2 separate regions of the Mus musculus genome follow, and region 2 is linked to region 1. A link is a contact called in ENCODE Hi-C or POLR2A ChIA-PET data. All regions are on one chromosome and are shown on one strand. Each heading gives the region's core, a stretch centred on a gene start or an enhancer-like site at or near the end of the contact. The rest is flanking DNA. Distances are from core to core; before and after follow the strand shown. Region 1 holds the start of Zfand2b (zinc finger, AN1 type domain 2B). Region 2 holds the start of Stk16 (serine/threonine kinase 16).

Evidence for each region. A loop is a pair of places that touch in the nucleus more often than their neighbours do. ChIA-PET counts read pairs that join two places held with the same protein, here RNA polymerase II (POLR2A).
Region 2: a map of heart shows a loop between it and region 1 (3-fold over the local background). The contact joins the promoter of Stk16 here to the promoter of Zfand2b in region 1. A Hi-C loop is called at or near these places in 2 of 37 maps with a recorded cell type or tissue (both heart). POLR2A ChIA-PET finds 5 or more read pairs at or near these places in 4 of 5 experiments (Patski and embryonic stem cell).

Annotation. Positions count from the first base shown.
Region 1 is chr1:75,166,372-75,170,327 of GRCm38, forward strand. It overlaps Zfand2b (zinc finger, AN1 type domain 2B), which reads left to right and starts at 2,275. Exons shown (of 10, transcript NM_001159905.1): 1 at 2,275-2,336; 2 at 2,460-2,535; 3 at 2,814-2,908; 4 at 3,129-3,260; 5 at 3,394-3,545. The coding sequence starts at 2,481.
Region 2 is chr1:75,208,576-75,212,531 of GRCm38, forward strand. It overlaps Stk16 (serine/threonine kinase 16), which reads left to right and starts at 2,254. Exons shown (of 8, transcript NM_011494.5): 1 at 2,254-2,477; 2 at 2,665-2,839; 3 at 3,350-3,569. The coding sequence starts at 2,754. It overlaps Glb1l (galactosidase, beta 1-like), which reads right to left and starts at 2,180. Exons shown (of 17, transcript NM_029010.2): 1 at 2,016-2,180; 2 at 806-928; 3 at 481-647; 4 at 112-262. The coding sequence starts at 865.

The DNA.
Region 1 (3,956 bases), core at 1,025-3,524:
GAAGATCTGCATCAGCAAAGTCAAAGGAAGACCAGTAAAGAGTGACAAGGCTAACCAATGTCAGAGACCGGTGGATTATACTTCTACTCTTTCCAAATATCCACAAGTCCTCTCAAGTATCCACTCCAGCAAAACATCACATGCCCTTTTTCCAGGCAGTTTCCAGAAAAATACCATGTGTCTGTTCTCAGCAAAACATCCTCTCATAAGACAGCTTCCGGAAAAACATCACACGACACAACTGAGTCTCCAAAGAAGCCAGAAATGTCTACTTCAACCTGGCTTCTGCTTTTGACTTTTTATTAGAAGGCTGAGGATTTAACAGAGGGCCAGAGAAATATAATTTTTTCCAATGAGATATACTATTTACACAAAATTAAACTAAACCACGTAAAATAGGTTTAGACTTTTATTATTCTTTTTCCCAATTTCCTAAGTGTTTGTACATAATCATGTTCGCATGTATGTGGTCAAATGTGTGGGGAGGTGTGGACATGTATTTGTGTGTATTTGCATGTGTGTGGTCACACATGTGGGGAGGTGTGGACATGTATTTGTGTGTATTTGCATGTGTGTGGTCACACATGTGGGGAGGTGTGGACATGTATTTGTGTGTATTTGCATGTGTGTGGTCACATGTGTGGGGAGGTGTGGACATGTATTTGTGTGTATTTGCATGTGTGTGGTCACATGTGTGGGGAGGTGTGGACATGTATTTGTGTGTATTTGCATGTGTGTGGTCACATGTGTGGGGAGGTGTGGACATGTATTTGTGTGTATTTGCATGTGTGTGGTCACATGTGTGGGGAGGTGTGGACATGCATTTGTGTGTACCCTGAGGCTTGTGGCTGATGCTGGGAATCAATCTGGCAGGTTGAGGTTGCTCTTCCTCTTTATTCATTGAGACTAGGCCTCTCAGTCGAACCCAGAGTTTGCTGATATAACACAACCAACAAGCACATGAGTGTGGCAGGCATGTAAGTCGGCAGATGACCCAAGTCAAGGTGTTTGGGTACAGTTAGAGCTGAGAACAGGGCTTCTGCCTGAGGTAGCCAGGAAAGACTGTCTTAATTTCTACCGGTCTTAGAGTGAAAATCAAAGGAAGAGGAGGGGAAAGTTGAGAGGCAGAAACTGGTTTTTTGTTTGTTTGTTTGTTTACTTCACCTGATTACTTGTTTCCACGTCTAGACCTACGGGAAGGTAGAGTGACTACCAATTCCAAGTAGGAGAAGCTGTGTGAGAAGCAAAATGTGCTGAGCCAGGAAGGTCTCAGTCTGTGGTTCCTAAAGGTGTACACCAGTTTAATGACTGCCACTCTTCAAAAAACATTCCAGAACCCCTGAGAATGTGCTAGGCTAGTGTTTTTCAAGTTGAGACATACTAGAAATGTGTTACCATTCCTTCTGGAGCTCCCCTCTGAGTCAGAAGTCCTAGGACCCAGGCATCTGTTTAAAATAGCTATGTAGTGAGTTTCACCTGAGACTGTTGTACTTTAGGTATTATGTGCCAGGCAGGGCCCAGTATGAAACAGGTAGAGCTGATCCTTGACTCTTTGATATATTTTAATTTTATCATTGAAGGGAAGGGTGTGCAGTTCTCTTGGGTTTTTCGTCTTCTCTCCTTTCACTATGGATGTCTCTTTTCACCAGGTAGTCCCCTTTGTGTGGCCGATGCCTCTCTCTCTCTCTCTCTCCCTCCCTCCCTCACCCCCGAGCCTGGGTGTCTCTATGTAGTCTTGGCTGTCCTAGAATTCGATATGTAGACCATGCTGATGTCGAACTCACAAAGATTCACCTGCATCTGCTTTCTGAGTGTTGGGAGTAAAGGCTTGAGACACTGTGCCAGGTTGGTGAACAGCTGATTTCAATGAGGTGACGTGTAAACTGGGATGGAGGGGAGGAGAAGACAGAGCAGGTGTGCTCAGATCATACCGACAAGGGCTAGGGATGTCTTAGAGGGTGAACATCAACACTAAAACCTGGAGAGGAATCTGCACCACTGAGAAACACTGTAACTCCTCACAGAAAAGAGGTAGCCTCGGTCTGGAGAAATGGCTAGAGAAAAGTAAGGTAGTGACGAAGTGAGCAGGCTAAAGGCCGAACTGCTTCCAAACCACCCTTGTCCACCGACACGTCCATCTTTGCCTTCACTGGTTGGTTCTGAAAAAACTCTTCTAAGCTTTACACCCGCTCCCGGGCGTGGCTCAACTCTTCTGGGACTCTCCGCCTGCAATCTACTGTTGCCCGGGATGGACCCGCCCAACGTGATGACGTCAGAGCGCGCGAGCCCTCGGGAGGAGGAGTAGGGGCTGCGGGCCGGCGGACGCTCAGGCTTCGGTAACCTGTGCTGGGCGGGGGAGAGGAAGGGGCGGGGCGGGGAGCCCCCCGGAGTTGCTGTGTTGCGGACGGGGCCCGGAGCGGGAGTCCTTGGCACGCTCAGCTCTCGTTTCTTCCCCGCAGCAGGCCCCGCACGGCCAGGCGATGGAGTTTCCGGACCTCGGGGCTCACTGTTCCGAGCCGAGCTGTCAGCGCTTGGGTGAGGGGCGGAGCACGCGGGAGGCGGGGCCGGACGGCTGGGGCTGGGGACTGCAGGTAGGGCCAGGAGGGTGAGCACTGGAGCTGGAAAGGCCAGGAGGGCGGGGCTCGAAGTTGTGGGCGGAGACTAGGGGCGTGGCCAAATTGATCGTGTACTGTGAAAGAGGTACAGTGTGTTGCAAATAGGGCAGAGTTTTTCCTACCTGAGTAGCAGCTTTGCGCAAGAGGAAAGGACATCTAAGTTTCCTTTGAACCCGCAATCTGACCCATTCTCTGTAGATTTTTTGCCACTCAAGTGCGATGCCTGCTCGGGCATCTTCTGCGCAGACCATGTGGCCTACGCCCAGCATCACTGTGGATCAGCTTACCAAAAGGTGAGGGGGCGATCGTGAGGGTGGCAGGGGTTGGTGTATGGAGAGGAGAGCGGGTGCAGATGCTTTCAGGATCTGTCTATTTTATGTTTTCCCCTCTTAGTTATTGTGTTTCTAAGCCCAGCACTGGGTAACTTTGTTTTTTGTGTATTTGTGAGTGGTATATCCGGGTTCTTTAAGAGATTGCTTGGCTCTCATACTGACTCCTGACCCTTGACTATAGGATATCCAGGTACCTGTGTGCCCTCTCTGTAATGTGCCTGTGCCGGTGGCCAGAGGAGAGCCTCCTGACCGTGCTGTGGGAGAGCACATTGACAGAGACTGTCGTTCTGACCCAGCACAGCAAAAACGCAAGGTAAATAAATAATGGAGGGGTTAGTGAGACAACCCAGCGTAGTATACGGACATCTGCAAACCCAAAAGGCTAGCTCCATGGGGGCCAGAGGAGAAGATGAGTTTCCTAAATAACAAACCCTGTTTCATCTCAGATCTTCACCAATAAGTGTGAACGTTCTGGCTGCCGGCAGCGGGAGATGATGAAACTGACTTGTGATCGCTGTGGCCGAAACTTCTGCATCAAGCACCGTCATCCCCTGGACCATGAATGCTCTGGGGAAGGTCATCAGACCAGCAGGGCAGGGTAATTACCACCAAATAGCCAACTTGCTTTGCTTCAGCCATGTCTTCCTTGACCAAGGCAGTCTTTATGCTTTTTGCTCCATTTTGCTTGCAGTGCTGTGGACTGAAACTAGGCAAGCAAGCACTCTGCCCCTGAGGTACTGCCTTGGCCCTTTTGTTGTTTTGAGAGGTTTCACTTCTTAGCCCAGGCTGGCTTCAAACTTGTGGCAGTCCTCCTGCCTCAGACCCTCCAGTGCTGAAATTACAGCATACATTACTTCCAGCTCCCTTTATTCCTTGGAGACAAGAGTCCACAAAGTTGCCCCGGCTGTCATTGAACTCACTGTGCCCTGTACAATTTTCAGTTTTTCAGTCTGAACTTTCCAGGTAGCTGAAATTACTGACTACCCTCCTGACACCCAAAGCCTGTGCT
Region 2 (3,956 bases), core at 1,004-3,503, 42 kb after region 1:
ATGGTGGGAGTTGAGTATAGGGCTGGAAATGGCCCGTAGAGTGTGAGCAGAAAGGAGTTGAAACCCTCAGGAACTTCACCTTTGGTTCTGCCCTTCTCCCAACTAACTCACCATCTCCCACTCAGCACAGATGTAAGGTCCTGGTCTCAGAATAACCAACAGGTTCACTTTAGCTGCCTCATTCAGGAAGGCAATGAGGTCCCGGCTGCCATTAAAGTTATAGATCCCAGGCTCTGGCTCATGGTAGTTCCAAGGCACATAACTGAGAAAGGAAGATGTTAACAAGACCCAAAGGTTCCCTAGGAGACTCAGAACTTGCAGAGAAGCAGCTAGAAAGAGGTTCTGAGCCATTCTTTCTCACCCTTGCCTGAGGAGTCCTGGAGCTTAAACCCTTTCAAACCCAAGTCAGTTTTCCTGGGGAACCCCATTCTAAGGAAGAGGAAACCTCGCTTCCACAAAACTCTCGCGAGCACTTCTTACAACTGCACAGCGTTGAGGCCGCTCAACTGCATCTTGAGAAGCCGGTCGGCCCACAGAACCGGCGGTACTCGAAAGTAGTGCAGGCTGCCAGAAACATAGCGGAAGGGGACCCCATCCAGGAGGAATCTGTCATGTTCCCGATCCACAACGAAGGAGCGAGCTTCTGCCTGCAAGGGCGAAAGCCTGGCTCAGCAGAGGTCCGGAGTAAGGATCAGTGTCGGCCAAGTTTTAAAACTGGCCTTGTCGGTAGTTAACCATTTCTCCACTGCGGGATCCGTTTTCCTCTCCCCACACCCAGGCAGACAGTCCGACCCTTTGGGTTTACCTGGGACAGCAGCAGTAGGACCACAAGCCGCAGCAGCAGGGAAGGCAGGTCGGGTGGCATCTTCTGAGCTTACAAAGTTCTTCTATTCGGTGAGGGCTTTCCCACCCGTCACGTGTTGGATTCCTGGGAGGGAATCCGACATCAAGCAAAGGGGCGGAGACCACCTCAACTTTTCAGGCCGTTAACCCGGACTTTGCCTGTAGCCATCCACGGTCCACTAGTTTGTAAAATATTACTTCTCGAAGTGCTGAACCCGAATCAGTTCCATTAGCATCACCTGGGAGCTTGTTAGAAACGCAGAATCTCGGGTCCTACCCCAGACCTCTAGAATTAGAGTCTGTGCTTTAACAAACCTGCTCTTCTAAACTGAACTCTCGGAGGGCTGACAGGGTGTCTTAAATCTTCATGACTAGCAAAGGATCCGGCACATATCAGGTTAAATCTATATGCACGGGAGCAGTAAGGTTAAAACGGATTCAGAAACAGTGGAAAAACCTAGAAAATCTTCAGAGTGATCATGCTGTGGAAAGGGGTTACAAGAAGCCTGTCCTGGTCACTATCTTTTTTGGAGGTACACCCCTTTCCAATATATTCTGCCTGTCTAGGCAAGAGATGTGAAACAAACTGCATAGTTCATAGGCTTAGAAGTCTAATTTTCCACTTCTCCTGCCTTCACAGCCGTAGAAAATACTATTATTTCTGTTTATTGACACACATTGATATACGGCTGTTTCCAAAGTTGTACGAAAGACAACTCATTTAATTTTGAAACAACCCATGAAATAACTCTCATTCTCATCTTACACACGAGGAAAATGAAGGTTAGAAATAACAAGTAGCTGTCCAAAGTCACAACTAGCTCAGTAGAGCTGGGATTGGAACTAGTCAGTTTGGCCTCATAACTCACGACACTTAGCCGTAGGTACTGTCTTACAGCTGGGAAAAGTGAGGATCTGAAAGACTAAATAACTTGCAGGAGGCCACACAGCTAGGAGACTGTTAGGACCAGGTTTAGAAACGGGCACTCTAGTTTAAGGACACAGACACTAGCCAAGGCAGTGGAGTACAGGCTAGACCCCTGAGAGTGTTAAGGGGTCAGACCTCTTGGCATCTAAGGGTCAGCACCCGCCCTTCTCTGGTCCCTCCTCCAAGCTAGATTGTAGAAAGCCACTTTCTAACTCCAGCGCGCGGGAGCTATAAGACCTCCTACCTCTGACATTGGGAGACAGAGGTCCTAGGGGCCTCGGGCAGAGCCCTGCTTTGCTCCCCTTTGGTACTAGTCCCTGCGTCTTGACCCTTACTGAGGGCCAAGTGGGAACCCTCGGCGAGATAGAGAAACCAATACACCCCAGGTCTAGCCGGGCCCCAGCCTCTCACTTCCGGGTCCCCACATCCTCTTGCCGCCTCTTGTTGCTAGGATACAGCGGGCCGTTACTTCGACGCGGACTGATGATGTCATCCGGGCTTCCGGTCCCTGGCCCTTCGCACAGGCCGGAGACCGGTCGGTGTGGAGTTTGTAGTGGCAGACCCTGTGCTCGTTCCCGAGCGACGGAGGGTGGACTCGGCCAGAGGTGGGCTCGAGCCCCGCACCTCCTGCGCCGCCACCCCATGCCTGACGGGTGCGAGAGCTGGACCTGGCCGAAGGTGGGCCGGGGTTGAAAGAAGCGGCCTGGTAAGACGCAGCGTGGCCTGAGGCTTTGGGGTGCCAGAACTCAGCCTTCTTAGCGCTGGAGTCGCCAGGGCCAGTTTTCTTTAGACGTGAATATGGGTTCTTGGAGGTGAGCCTGAGCTCTCCTGGTTGGTACCTCCGTGGCTGTCTAGATTGTTCTTGAACCCGCGACTTGCTGTTTCCATTCCAGCATGACCCGCCGGGACCCCACCGCATCGCCTGGAAGAGCCCACTCTCCCTGGAAGGAAGACCATCCCTGAAGAGGATGACTGAGACGTTATGGGCCACGCACTGTGTGTCTGCTCCCGGGGAACTGTCATCATTGACAATAAGCGTTACCTCTTCGTCCAGAAATTGGGGGAAGGGTGAGTGTTTGGACGTCACTTAGCTAGACCCAGGTCGTTTAGAGACAGTGATAGAGTTGCAAGAGTGTTAGCCTTAGAGTCTACCCCACCTGACCGGTTAGCTGAACGGGTCAAGAAGTGGATTCTAGACTCTGGCCTCCTGGATCTACCTTGTGTGACCTTAAGTCAACTGTGGTTTCTTCTGCTTAAAAGGAGATGATTATAATGTCTCGCTGAGGGACTTGTGGAAACTCAGTGAGATAGTATATTCTTTAAAGCATGTCACCCAGTGCCTGACTCATGAGGACTTGAAATTAATTGAACACATTATGCTCAGACCAAAACCTCAGTGATTTCTGTGCCCCTGCTCTCGGGAAACGCAGATCCTAATGTCTTGAAACTATATGAGAGCTACATCTTGGGAGTGTTTCCACTCTGTGTAAGAGGCACTCCTCCCTAAGGGAATTCCTCTGGGTCCGAGCTATGTGAGAGATGACCATGGTCCTTCACTGTGACCCCTTTGGCCCACAGTGGATTCAGCTATGTGGACCTAGTGGAGGGCTTGCATGATGGACACTTCTACGCCCTGAAGCGGATCCTGTGCCATGAGCAGCAAGACCAGGAAGAAGCCCAACGAGAGGCAGAGATGCATCGCCTCTTCCAGCATCCCAACATCCTTCGCCTCATGGCTTACTCTCTGAAAGAACGAGGTGCTAAGCATGAAGCCTGGCTGCTGCTGCCCTTCTTCAAGGTCAGAGAAGCCTGTACTTACAGAGGGGATTGTAACATTGTGCAACCCCACCAGAGGCTCTGGGCAGGCAAACATAAACATTCTAGGAGCACATGCCCTGGTTTGGCCTTTTGTTTGTTTGTTTGTTTATTTGAGACAGGGTTTCTCTGTATAGCCCTAGCTGTCCTGGAACTCACTCTGTAGACCAGGCTGGCCTCGAACTCAGAAATCCGCCTGCTTCTGCCTCCCAAGTGCTGGGATTAAAGGCATGCGCCACCACTGCCTGGCTAGTTTTGGCCATTCTTAAGTTGGGGCTCAGAGGACTATAGGGTCCCCTGTGAACTTGACATCACACAAAGCCCCCAAAGGATCAGGAAGAGTGGCTATGGTAAAAGGGTGGGCAGACAG